3 separate regions of the Mus musculus genome follow, and regions 1 and 3 are each linked to region 2. Evidence: chromatin contacts called from ENCODE Hi-C or POLR2A ChIA-PET data. All regions are on one chromosome and are shown on one strand. Each heading gives the region's core, a stretch centred on a gene start or an enhancer-like site at or near the end of the contact. The rest is flanking DNA. Distances are from core to core; before and after follow the strand shown.

Region 1 (4,144 bases), core at 948-3,447, 77 kb before region 2:
GAACCGGACCCAACTTCTCACTGGGAGAGCTGCAGGGTCACCTGGCATATGACCTGAACCCGGCCAGCGCCGGCATGAGAAGGACTCTACCCAGCACCTCCTCCAGTGGGTAGGTGCCAAGGTTACCCTGCTGGGTACATCTGGTCTCAGCTCCCCCACTGTCCCCTCCCCTTCTCACTTTAGCTGACTTACTGTTCTGTCTGCAACACCTGTTTTTACTTTACAAGTGGGCGGATAAACTATTTATCCATCAAAACTTAGTTAATTAGTGCCCTCTCCCCGAGCCCTGGTAGGCCACTGAGTCCAACAAATTTCTCCTGAGATTTGTGGGACAGAGAGCTGATCATGTGATGTGTTTCCCATATGACAGCCTGCAAAGACACTGGGGTGCCCTCTCGCTTCTGTCCCGGTGTCTCTAGCAAAGGGTAATTGACAGGATGCGGTCCTGTGATGACTCACCCTACAAATGGGAAGTTAGCCAACTCCTCCACCATCTCCGTGGTAACCACCGGACTGTTATCTCCGCCCCCTCCAGGAGCAAGCGGCACAAGTCGGGCTCGATGGAAGAGGACGTGGACACGAGCCCCGGCGGCGACTACTACACGTCGCCCAACTCACCCACGAGTAGCAGCCGCAACTGGACGGAAGACATAGAAGGAGGTAAGACCAGAGGCACAGTTAGGACCCACGCACCCGTGGCAGGAGCTAAGCTAACATTGCAGGGCCTCCAGGGAGTTGTAGTCCAGCCGTGTGTTACCTTACTGTAAACTAGATATTCCAGCCCGAACACTGCAGGTGCCATAAGTAAGAAGCAGGTCCGAGTCGCAGGGTCTCCTGGGAATTGTATACCTCGTCCGGTAGCCAAGTCCGGAAACTCGGCGTTCCCACAGCTTTTGGTTCCAGGTGCCCCCCTGGGCATCTCAGGACCTCATCTGCGCACCCCTGAGATTGCAGCCCACAGGAGTCATCGAGCCCAGCCTGGCAGCCTCTTGGTCACGCCAGCCTCTGAAGCCTCCGTTTCCACATTTGCAACACCCCAAGGCCATTCTTGAAGCACCGCGGGTGGGGAGGGGTGGAGTCGTAGGTGGGGAGGGGTCTAGTCGCCCACAAACCCCAGCTTGGTCCCTGCAGCGCTGTGAGACACCCTCCCCCCCACAGCCAGGGGAGCAGAGTCTCTGGTTCCAGTCAATGTCTAGGGCAGGGATGGGAGGGTCCAGAGCTCTCCACAGGCTAGGATGTAGCTGGGAGAAACTGAGGCCTGGCTGGTGGGGGTGGGGCACATGGGGGGTGTGGGGACCTCGCCTGGCACTGGCAGGCCCCGGCGCCAAAGGCTGGACATAGACAGGCTGCCCTAATCCACTTAGTAGCCCTAATGAGCCTGTAATGGGGACAGTCTAGACAGGAAGGGGTGTGAGCTGATGCTGCCCTGGGGGACCGTGGATAAGACGTCTGACTGGGGAGGTCAGGAGGACTGACAGGGACAGTGGGGCCCTGCGGCCACATTGGGTGCTGCTCCTAGAGACTCTGACCTCATCCCTTGTAGTCTGCTTCCCGTGTCACCCCCAAGGGAGGCAGGTGTCCACAGTTGTCTTTCCCCCCTCAACCTGTGATGTGTGTTTGCTGACATGAGGGTGGTGAGAGCAGACTGTAGTTGGTATCCCAGCACTTGAGCAGCTGGGGCAAGAGGATTGCAATGAGTTGGAGACTAGTCTGAGCCAGTGAGGTAGGGGACAAGCATCTGACTGTGGTCAGCCCCAGCATCAGTCCCCGAGGGAACAGAGAAAAGTCTCTGAAAATAGAAGGAACCTGCCGTGAAGACATGTCAGGGCCTTGCTCCTGTCTGTGGCTGTGTATTATCTACTGTGCCCTCTCCTGAGCCACTGGAGGACATTCTGAGTGTCTCCCCCCACCCATTCCCATGTACAGCCTTGGGCTTGGGGGGTATGTGTGGCATCACTTGCTGCCCTTCAGAGATGGAGACTTGGGTCCCCTCCCCACAGGCATCTCATCCCCGGTGAAGAAGACAGAGATGGACAAATCTCCATTCAACAGCCCGTCCCCCCAGGACTCCCCCCGGCTCTCCAGCTTCACACAACACCACAGGCCGGTCATCGCGGTACACAGTGGTGAGTGTCACCTGTGGGAGGCGCAACTGTCACCAGCACAGCCACGAAAGGGCTGCAGGTTTCTGAGCACGGCCTGCCCTTTGGTGATGCAACCTGTAGGGGGCGCCAAGTGTCACCTGTAGAGTGAAATAGAAGGATTGTTTAGCACCTGATTCCAAGCAGCTACTTCATTAATTTCAGATCTCTGCATGCCAGGTTAGCCATACTCTGTGATCCTGATAGAGCCCAGCAAGGGGAGAGACACGATCATGTGACCATCTACCGCAGGACTGGGAAGGGGTGGGCGGCCACTGTGGAGAGAGGACTTAGTGATGCCTGATGACACTGGGATATTACACAGCTGTGAACAGGAGCAAGGCTCTGACATCCCACAGTGTGGAGGGCCTGTAGGTTGTATTTCAAGTATGCTCTGTGACGGGAAGTGTGTGTGTAGGGACACTGGAGAGACAGGAAGTGGATTCATTGGAGGCCTGGGAGGGGTAGAGCAGATGTCACAGCATAATGTGAAGGTAGTGGAGACTATTGGACATTTAGTTGTAATCAGGCAACACCTCACTTTGTAGCTCAGGCTGGCCTTGAACTCATGGCAATCCTCCTGCCACAGGCTCCTGTGTACTGAGGAAAGCTCTGTAGACTACACCCAGGCTCTGTATTTTCTTATTTTTTAAAAAGATTTATTTATTTATTGTATGTAAGTACACTGTAGCTGTCTTCAGACACACAAGAAGAGGGCATCAGATCCCATTACAGATGGTTGTGAGCCACCATGTAGTTGCTGGGATTTGAACCCAGGTCCTTCGGAAGAGCAGTCAGTGCTCTTAACTGCTGAGCCATCTTGCCAGCCCCTGTATTTTCTTTTGTGTGTGTGTGTGTGTGTGTGTGTGTGTGTGTGTGTCCTTTTTCATGGTTTACTGCCTGGCTCTTTGTGGAAAGGGCCTGTGAGGCACAGAGCTGCACTCACCCACCAGCCATCTGCTCTGCTGGGGACCACTATGGCATCCCTTAAGCTGAGGCAGGAGGATAGCCTGAAGTTCCACCCAGACTGCGCATCATGAGAGTTTGGGGACTGTCTGTCCACAGGCATCGCGCGGAGCCCCCACCCGACCTCGGCCCTGCACTTCCCTGCCACGCCCATCCTGCCACAGACAGCCTCCACCTACTTCCCCCATACGGCCATCCGGTACCCGCCACATCTCAACCCCCAGGACCCGCTCAAGGATCTGGTGTCCCTGGCCTGTGACCCGGCCACCCAGCAGCCTGGACCGGTGAGTGCCGGCCCTTGCTGGTCGGGATGGGGCAGCCGCAGTCACCGTGAGCAGCCTGGCGGCTCCACTAGCTGCATGCTCTGGTAGTAACTTATGCCAAACACAAGACCACGATGTAAAGCATTTGGGAGGCCGAGGCAGGAGGTCTGCTACAGGTTCGAGGCCAGCCTGGGCTGCATGGTGAAACCCACAATCAAGTGACAGAAAAGTGTGTGGGACTCGGGCGCTGGACCTCTTGGGAGGAATTTGGGGGAAATAACTGGTGTGCCGTGTCGCAGCATGGAAGGGATACAGAGCCGCGGTGGATTGAAGTGATAGGATGAGATTTAAAGCTAGCCAAGTATCCATGGGTCAGGTCCCACCCATCCATGGGTGTGAAAGTTGTCTTTCCACACAGTTCGTGTCCTGCCTAACCCCAGGAACTCACCTCTCCCGGTGTCTAAGTTTCCACACCAGTTACTTGAATCAGACTACAATCCCCTATGAGGGGGCTGGGGGCGTGGTCGGGGGTGGAGTCTCACCTACACTCCTCCAGAGAGGGGGCCGGGGGCGTGGTCAGGGTTTAGCTCTCCTTCCCTCACCTCCACGTGAATCTCTCCTTGATCACCTGGGGGCGTGGTCAGAGGTGGAGATTTTGTTTGGTATACAACAGGAACTTTACAGACGCAGTCATGCCAATTCTCCCACCTTGTGTCTTCCTTTGGATCCACTCTCCCCACCCCACATATGCTGACCCCCCCTTTTCTACCCCTG
Region 2 (3,911 bases), core at 1,289-3,788:
AGTGTTCCTGTGCAGCCCAGGCTGGCAATTCATGCTGATCCTCCCTGCCTCAGATTCTTGGTGTGAACCATGTTTGCCCTTTTTTCTTAATTTTTTGTTTTTTTTTTTTTTTTTTTTTGTTGTTGTTGTTTTGTTTTTAATTCACATCATTCATTTACGTGTGGGGGTGTGCAAGGGCACATGCACAGTCCAGTGTGTGTGTGTGTGTGTGTGTGTGTGTGTGTGTGTGTGTCAGAGGACACTTAGTGGGTATTAGTTCTCACCTTTCACCACGTGGGTCTTGGGAGACTGAACTCAGACTGTCAGGCTTGGCTGCAATCACCTTTACCCACTGAGCCACATAGCTAGCCCTTGGCTTTCTCTTTCTCCCTCCCCACCTCCAGACCCTTCTTCCCTCCCATTGAGCTCCAGGGTTTTAACAGTTGGCCACTCAAGGTTTGGGATGCATCATCTGTTCTTGCCCCCAGATCCCCACAGAGAGCCTCAGTTTTTCTTCTGGTAAAGACAGCTGATGCTGAGAACAATTATTTCTGGCACCTACATCTGGCACACAGTAGGTGTTTAATTTATGCAACCCAGAATGCTCCATGCAGGTATAAGCAGCCTAGTAGGTGCTGCTTCCACGATCCCCTTAGGAGGCCTTACTACAGACCACTGCCTGGCTGGGCCTGCACCATCCAGAGGAAGATCCAGGGATGAACCTGAGGCTCAGGGATGAGGTCAGGGTGGGCGGCCTGGTGGATGGCATAGCCCTGCCTCTGAGGTGCTCTGCCTATCTCTGAGTTTCAGTGCCAGGACTCATATGCTCCCTTTCTCAAGGTGGGCGTCATTGGTGGTCAGCCCCCTGCTCTGTCCAGTCCTTGACCCAGCCTCACCAAGGCCACCAGGTCCCTCACAAGCCAGCTCTTTGGAGACAAGCATCAAGGAGGGATGGCTTTTCCAGCCCCTTCCTTCCTCCCCTGGGGTTCAAGTGATAATGGTGAGCTCAAGTTGCCTAGGCGAGACTTGAGGCAGACCTGGCAGCCTCCCACGCTGGCCAGCAGCCCATGCTGTGTGGTCTCAGGAGACTTACTTGGCGTCTCTGCGCCCCATCAGGTTCCACAGCTTTGGAGCAGGGAGCTTTGGGCCTGGGAATTTCAAGGCTCAGGAATTCTGTTTGTCCTCATGCAGACTCTGTGTAGACCAGGCTGGCCTGGAACTCACTGAGCTCCATCTGCCTCCAGCTTCTGTTGGGGTGACAGGCACAGGCCACCACACCCCAGCTTTGGACACCAGGAAGCAGAAGGATTCTGGAACCCTCCCACCCTGAGTCCCTGGGATGTGGGATGGTCCTGCGTTCCTGAGCCATGTTCCCACCGTTGGGGGTGGAAGGCAGTGGTATTCTGTCTAGGATGGGGCCTCATCCTTGTATATGTGTGCCCTGGGACGCTAGAGCTCATTCCTTGAGGCCCAGGCTGGGTGGCTGAGTTCCAGCCTTGGTGGAATGTGGTGTGTGGCTGGGCTCTGCAGGCTAGGCCCCTCCTCCTTCTCCCAACTCCTCCATCTGCAACAAGCCTCCCCCACCAGGCCTCAGAGCAGCCTGGGCTCCCCACACCTCCATCACCCATAGCCACGCTACACAGCCTCAGTTTTCCCCGTGTAACGAATTTGCCTTCCCTGGTGACTTTCTGCTTATGAGCTCCTGAGGCTGAGCCTTGGCCGCAGCTGTGCCCAGTGGGCTGTTCTGCCAGCACCCCAAATACCCAGTGTGCATGCCCACAACCCCACAGACTCAGGTTCACCTTCACCGCATGCTGTTCCCCCCACTGCCTGCTTCCTGTTTGTGCCACAGTTCCAGGGTGCAGGTGTCATCCTGTGGCAGTGGGCTGGGGGAGGGGCCCCGAGGCCTGTTTTCTGGCATGTTGGATGGATGCCCCTCTCTGGGTAGGACATGTGCCATCGAGATGTGACCCAGGTTCTGAGCTGAGCCTATGTGAGTACAATCACCATGCCCAGCTCCAAGCCACACACTGTAGCTCCCAGCTCCATTCCATCCCACCCCCAACTTCATCACTGCCACAGCATCTTGGACTGGCCTCACCCAGACACAGGAAACCAGTGTACCCACGTACCACCAGGGAAACTGCACTTGCCCAGGCTAGACCACCGGAGTAAATGTCACACCACAGGATCCCCTTCAGGGAACTTTGGCACCTGGTTGCTATCATTCCCCCCTGTAGGCAGGCCACAGCAGGGTTGTTAGTGGATCTGGGTTCCCCAGGATCTATGCAGAGGCTTACCTGGGTACAGTGGTATAGTCACAGTAGGGAGGCAAGGGACTCACCTGTGCTGTTTGTACCTAGGTGTCCTCTGTGGTGTTCCAGGCCAGGCAGAGAGAGCAGGTAGGGGAGTTCCCTGGGGAAACCAAGTCACGTTGGTTGAGGGGAGGCCCCAACAGAAGCCCTGGGGCCGTGGGTACAGGGGAGCACTGGAGACCCTCAGGCGTCCAGGGCTGGAGGGATGGGACTGTGAGGCTGTTTCCCGTCCCGCCCTGTCTCCATCTGTCTTTCTGCCGACTCTCGTCAGCCCCACCCCCTGCGCTGGCGCTGGCCTCGCCTCTCAGCCGCTAGGGTGGGAACCAAGCAGGGCACAAGGGTGACAGAGTAGAGAGAGACATCAGTTGTTGAAAGGTCAGGGACCCAGAGGGAGGCCATGTGGGAAGAGCTGGGAGGCCAAATGGGGCTGGTCCTGACACAGCAGCAACTAACCTTCGCCAAGGCTGTCCAGGAGCCTTCCAGGGATATTGGGTCAGCAAGGCCAGCTCCAGCCTGACTGCAGGGACCAAGAGCTGGAGGGGAAGGAGAGGGCTGGGGTAGGGGAGGTGTAAGGTCGGAGACCAGGCTGTCCTCTAGAGATGGAGCAGTCTTGGGGAACCCTCCCCTGCAGACTCACTGCCTGAAGCCCTGACAGTTGCCCAGGATGACTGAGCCAGGCAGGGGTGTTAGTCCTGTGCCTAGTAGCTGGAGGAGGGGGGCCTGCGTGGAGGAGGTGACCTTGGGTCTCTTTGGCCCTGACAGGTCCTGGTGGGGATTGAGATGCCTGGCCTGGCTGTGACCTCAACCTCCCAGTTCCATAGTCTGCCCAGGGTCAGCCAGACTCTTGTCAGCAGCAGGAAGCCCCTTGCCTGCTGCACCACCCCCACCCTTCCTGCCTTCCCACCCATCCCAACACTAGGTCCTGACCCTGACTGGCCTCTACCCCCGTGAAGTTTGTAGTTCCTCTGATTTCCTAGCTGGGCCTGCCCTGTCTATCCATCCCATAAGCTAGGGACAGAAATGGACACAGATCATCCCACGTTTCTGATCTCAGGCTGCTGAGGCAAAACAAATGTCTTTACCTTCTCAACATTTGGCTAGGTATCAATACTGTGGGTGTAAGGGGTATGAAGATTGGGTTTTTTCGGGGGCTGGTGAGATGGCTCAGCCGGTAAAAGCACTGACTGCTCTTCTGAAGGTCCTGAGTTCAATTCCCAGCAACCACATGGTGGCTCATAACCACCCATAATGAGATCTGATGGCCTCTTCTGGTGCGTCTGAAGACAGCTACAGTGTACTTATTTATAATAATAAATAAATCTTAAAAGAAAAAAAAAAAAGCCGGGCGTGGTGGCACACACCTTTAACCCCAGCACTTGGGAGGCAGAGGCTGGTGAATTTCTGAATTCGAGGCCAGCCTGGTCTACAGAGTGAGTTCCAGGACAGCCAGGGCTACACAGAGAAACCCTGCCTAGGTGTCCTGGCAGGAATGTTTGGTGGTGAGGGTGAGGAGCTGTGGTGGGAAGAGGATCTGAGGCTGCTCTTGATGTGGATGGGTTGGGGTGGATGAAACAGAGAGGTGGTTGTATGTTCTTCCTCTGTCCCTTGACCTGAGAT
Region 3 (4,129 bases), core at 178-2,677, 98 kb before region 2:
GGCACATGGTCACCTCGGTGCTGGTGTCTGCTTGCATCTCCACAACCCAGAACATTAGACACCCACGGGGAAACTGAGGTTCAGGGAGAATGATGTTTATTGGCTGGGACAGAGCCACACATGCACACTATGCATGCATTGAACCTGCTGTGTGCTGTCCCTAATATAGGGAGGTGATCAGTATGGGCTCATGTAGCCCAGGCTGGCCTTTGGCTTCTGACACTCCTGCCTCTTCATCCCTGCTGGGATGACAGGTGTGGGCCCTGGTGTCCTGGACATCCCAAGGGCGCGCATCCAATCTGACAGGTGGTTTGGTCAGTATCCGTGGGTACTCCTAATAGTGTCACTCACAGGCATCTCCTGGGGTATGGACCAGGTGGCCGGTGTGCCAGGCAGGCACCTGGGACCCGACACCCCAACCAGTGGTTTCCTTCTCTGGGCCTTGGCTTCACTGGAATTACAGTGATAACGGATTAAAGCATCTTACTGCTCTGTAGCACACTCTCCCCCCAGCCCTCACATCCCATGTCCTTGGGTCCCTGGGAGAGAAATAATTGAAAAAGGCCTAGACTTGTGAGTGGACACTGGTGGCCGGGGTGGGGGTGTGCAGGCTTCTTCAGACGCTGCCTTCAGAAAGGTGATCTCCAGCTGGGCAAGGCCCAGCATACCTGTCTTCCCAGGAGGCTGAAGTAGGAGGATCCAGAGTTCAAGGTCATCTTTAGCTACATAGTGAGTTCAAGGCCAACCTGGGCAACATGAGACTCTGGCTCAAAAATAGTAATAATTAAAAGAAAGGAAGGAAGGGAAGAAAAGAGAAGAAAAATGAAGTTAGTTGGAGTGAGATTTCCCTGTGCCTCAGATTCCCCAAATATGAAATGGGCAGCCTGGACACTGATCTAAACTTGGGGACCTGGTTGGCCTGGATCACCCCACTCTGCTCTTTATCACACAGTAGTGTCAGAGCCTGGCCTGGCCTTGAGTCCTGCACCGCACCCTTCCCAGGGACCCCATACCTGCTGCTAGACCACTTATTGGCTTTTTAAGGGAAAGCCTCCCACACTGGTCCCCCTCTACCCTACTGGCAGTGGCCACTTTGAGGGCACAGGTGAGGGGACAGATGGAGTTTGGGGTACAGTTGGGGGCAGAGGCAGGCTGCTGCAGGGACTCAGGTGGGATGTGGGGGGCAGCTAAGGGCTCAGCCCCATCTCGTGGACCTGATCGCTGTGTCCTCCTCTACAAATGGATAGCTCTAGAGGGAGGGGACTAGGGGGTCCGCGTGTAGAGACATAGTTTGTTTGTTTGTTTGCTTGCTTGTTTGCTGTCGGCGATTTCTTTGAAAGTTGGATGCGGGCGGCAGGGAGGGAGCGGGGGCGGGCGAGAGGCGGCGCGGGGCGGGGAGGACGGCGGAGGGAGGAGCGGGAGGGCGGCTGCAAAAATGACTCAGTAAGTTCGGCGGCCGCTCGGCCTCTGCGCCTCCGGTGCCAGCGCCCCGGGATGTATTCCTCCCCGCTCTGCCTGACCCAGGTACGCACCCCGCTCCCGGCCTGGCCCCGGCCCGCACCCCGGCTCCACCTGGAACCGCATTCTTGCAGTCTGGAACCTCCCCTCCGCAGCGGGGGTGGGAAAAAAAAAGCGCGCGCGTCCTCTCTACCCACCCTCTTCCAGGCCAGGGTGTTCCTGGCATGGACCTGGGGTGCGGGCAACTCTTGAGATTGGGGATTCCATCCTCGTTAAGCTTGATTGCACACTTGGAACCCCATTTTCTGGGCCCCCACTTTGATCTAAATCGGCTGTTTTTGGAACTCTCTCTCGTCTTGGCTGGATGGGGGGGGGGGCTGGCGTCCTCCCCACAGCCCTCACCCTTTGCACCCAGGAAGTCTGGGTCCCCTCCAGATGGAGAAGAGAGTAGGTGTCCGCAGGAAGCACCCCACCCGCACGTAGAACGCTCCCCACCCGCCCGTAGGACTGATCTTGGGGTTCCCTGCTGCACTGTAGGTCTCCCTAGCTGTGCGGTAAAGGGACCCCTAGACTATTTGTTCGCGAGTTCTTGGTTTCCCAGGTGGCCGCCCCCCCCTCCAGCTGGCAGTGTCCCCCTCCATTTCAGGCCCACGTGTGCGCGCGAAGGGGGAGGGGCGCGCGAAGTTGGCGCGCGGGGGGAGGGGCAGTCTTGCGGGTGTCCATCGCGGGTCCCCCCCCTTCCCTGGCTCAGCTCCCCCCCAGCTCCGCATTGATTCTTGAATTATTGAGCCGAGCAGGCGCTGCCAGGCGGCTGGCGGGAGGAGCAGAGGCCAGGGCTGGAGGAGGAGGAGGAGGAGGAGGAGGAGGAGGAGGAGGAGGAGGAGGAGGAGGAGGAGGAGGAGGCCGCGGCGGCGGCAGGGGACTGGCGGACACTGCGTACTAGGTGGCCAATCCAGCACCTGCCCTGCTGTGCCCCTCTGGCTGGGTTCCAGCATCTGAGGGAGAGTGGGGAGGGGTGCATCCATCCCTCCAGGGGACCCCCCTTCAAGGAGCCCCCCAGCTGTGTCTGCCCCCTGGAATCATAAGCCTGTCTTTTCCAACTCCACAGCCTCTTGTGATTTTTTTTTTTTTTTTTTTGCTGTGTCTGCCTCAGTTTCCCCTGAAAGAGAGTGAGACATAGTGGTCTCCAGACTGTGTTGGTTCTGGGAATTGCAGTTGTCTGATGTCCTGAGGAGAACTTTGTGAGGGCCATGGTTGTTTTTGCCAGGGAAGACCCAGGTAGCCCATCTCAGGGACAGGATCCTGGGGTCCTCCACTCCTGCGGGTCCCTCCATCTTGGTAAGAGGTGCAGTTCTGTGATCCCCAGGGGAGACCCTCATACTGAGGGAACCCCAGCCTGCCCTACCCAGGGTTCCCTGGTGACCTTGGATAAATGCCTGCCCCTCTGCAGGCCTCAGTTTCTACTTCAAGTGAGATTTGAGGAGTGGGTCACCCCACAGCCCAGGGCAGGCGTTGCTCAGTTGCCGCCAGAGCACCGGCATTGGGATGTAATTGCTGTGTGACCCCAGGGAGACTGGAGTCTCTGTGCTGACTGACTACTGGTGGCTGAGAGGTCTGAGGCAGACGTGGCCGGCTGGAAGGCAGCCTGGGCACGTGGAATTCCCCGTCCTGGCCTTCTGGAGGCCTCCATCCAGGCTGCTGCTGGGAGCTGGGGGCGGGGGCAACCCCAGTGCTGGCTCCAGCCCTGAGGACTTAGTGTGGCCTTGGCCTCAGTTTCCCCCATAGGAGGGTGTGGGTCGATCTGGCAGGAAGGATGCCACCCCTGTGATCTCCCACTCACCCCCTCCTACCCTGAGGGAGTCCCCCATGGGATCTCAAGAGTCCCCTGAATTCCAAGTGTGGTCTCTCCAGCTCCACACAAGCCCAGGCTGGACAGAAGGACCCAAGGAGCAACGCTGCAGCCCCCCAACCTCTCCGCCCTGCCCCCCCCCCACATGTCACTCATGGTGTCTGCCTTGACCTGTCTCTGTCTCTGTCTCTCTGTCTCTCTTCACCCGTCCCTCCTAAATCGGCTAATTTTACAGCCAGGGTTCAGACTGAAATAACTCCTTTGCTGATCCAACCGGATCCTACCGGGAGCCTGGCCCGGGGCGGGGTTGGCCCTGATGTCAGTGTCCATGCCAGGGCACCAGGTGCCCAAGAGAATTCTGGGAGCTCCATGGGTCCCCTGTGCCGTCTGTCACTCTGGGTGGTGACTCAGGCCCCTTTTCACTTTTACTCTCTGGAGGAAGCAGCCGTTACTTCCATGAATCCCAAGCTGAGGTGTCCCCTCCCCCTCCCCCTTCCTCCTTCCCGCCCTCCCGCCCCACGTTAGTTATTCCGGGTTTGGGGCCAAATCCCTGTTGGCTGAGGTTGAGGATTCCCTGGGCCTGAGCTGAGGCCACCTCCCTCCTCCATTCATTCCTCCTCATAGCTTTGCGGCTCGCTGCTTCCATCCTGGCAGTGGGGAAACTGAGGCAGTGCAGGGTTGACGTTTGGGGTCTCCTTCCAGAGGGGGATGGGATCAGAGACGATGAGAAGTGTCCCAAGGCAGCACAGCATGGGCTTGGTCCTCAGTATGTCCATGAGTGGGTTCACAGTGACAGCCCTGTCCCCATCCCCTCCTCTCTGC

Evidence for each region. A loop is a pair of places that touch in the nucleus more often than their neighbours do. ChIA-PET counts read pairs that join two places held with the same protein, here RNA polymerase II (POLR2A).
Region 1: a map of heart shows a loop between it and region 2 (5-fold over the local background). The contact joins the enhancer-like site here to the promoter of Tbxa2r in region 2. A Hi-C loop is called at or near these places in 1 of 37 maps with a recorded cell type or tissue (heart). POLR2A ChIA-PET finds 5 or more read pairs at or near these places in 4 of 5 experiments (Patski and embryonic stem cell).
Region 3: a map of T-helper 17 cell shows a loop between it and region 2 (2.4-fold over the local background). The contact joins the promoter of Nfic here to the promoter of Tbxa2r in region 2. A Hi-C loop is called at or near these places in 1 of 37 maps with a recorded cell type or tissue (T-helper 17 cell). POLR2A ChIA-PET finds 5 or more read pairs at or near these places in 4 of 5 experiments (Patski and embryonic stem cell).

Annotation. Positions count from the first base shown.
Region 1 is chr10:81,404,071-81,408,214 of GRCm38, reverse strand. Nfic (nuclear factor I/C) reads left to right here. Exons shown (of 10, transcript NM_008688.3): 5 at 1-109; 6 at 536-660; 7 at 2,001-2,126; 8 at 3,207-3,391. Among named protein-coding and RNA genes, the nearest start is that of Gm16104, 3.4 kb to the left of the region's middle. Within about 2 kb of position 2,197, at least 2 of the 3 ENCODE cell types and tissues checked have a DNase peak (open chromatin) inside an H3K27ac peak, as active enhancers do; they include heart, where a contact is called at or near this core.
Region 2 is chr10:81,327,330-81,331,240 of GRCm38, reverse strand. It overlaps Tbxa2r (thromboxane A2 receptor), which reads right to left and starts at 2,538. Exons shown (of 3, transcript NM_001277265.1): 1 at 2,324-2,538.
Region 3 is chr10:81,424,471-81,428,599 of GRCm38, reverse strand. Nfic (nuclear factor I/C) reads left to right here and starts at 1,427. Exons shown (of 10, transcript NM_008688.3): 1 at 1,427-1,524. The coding sequence starts at 1,495.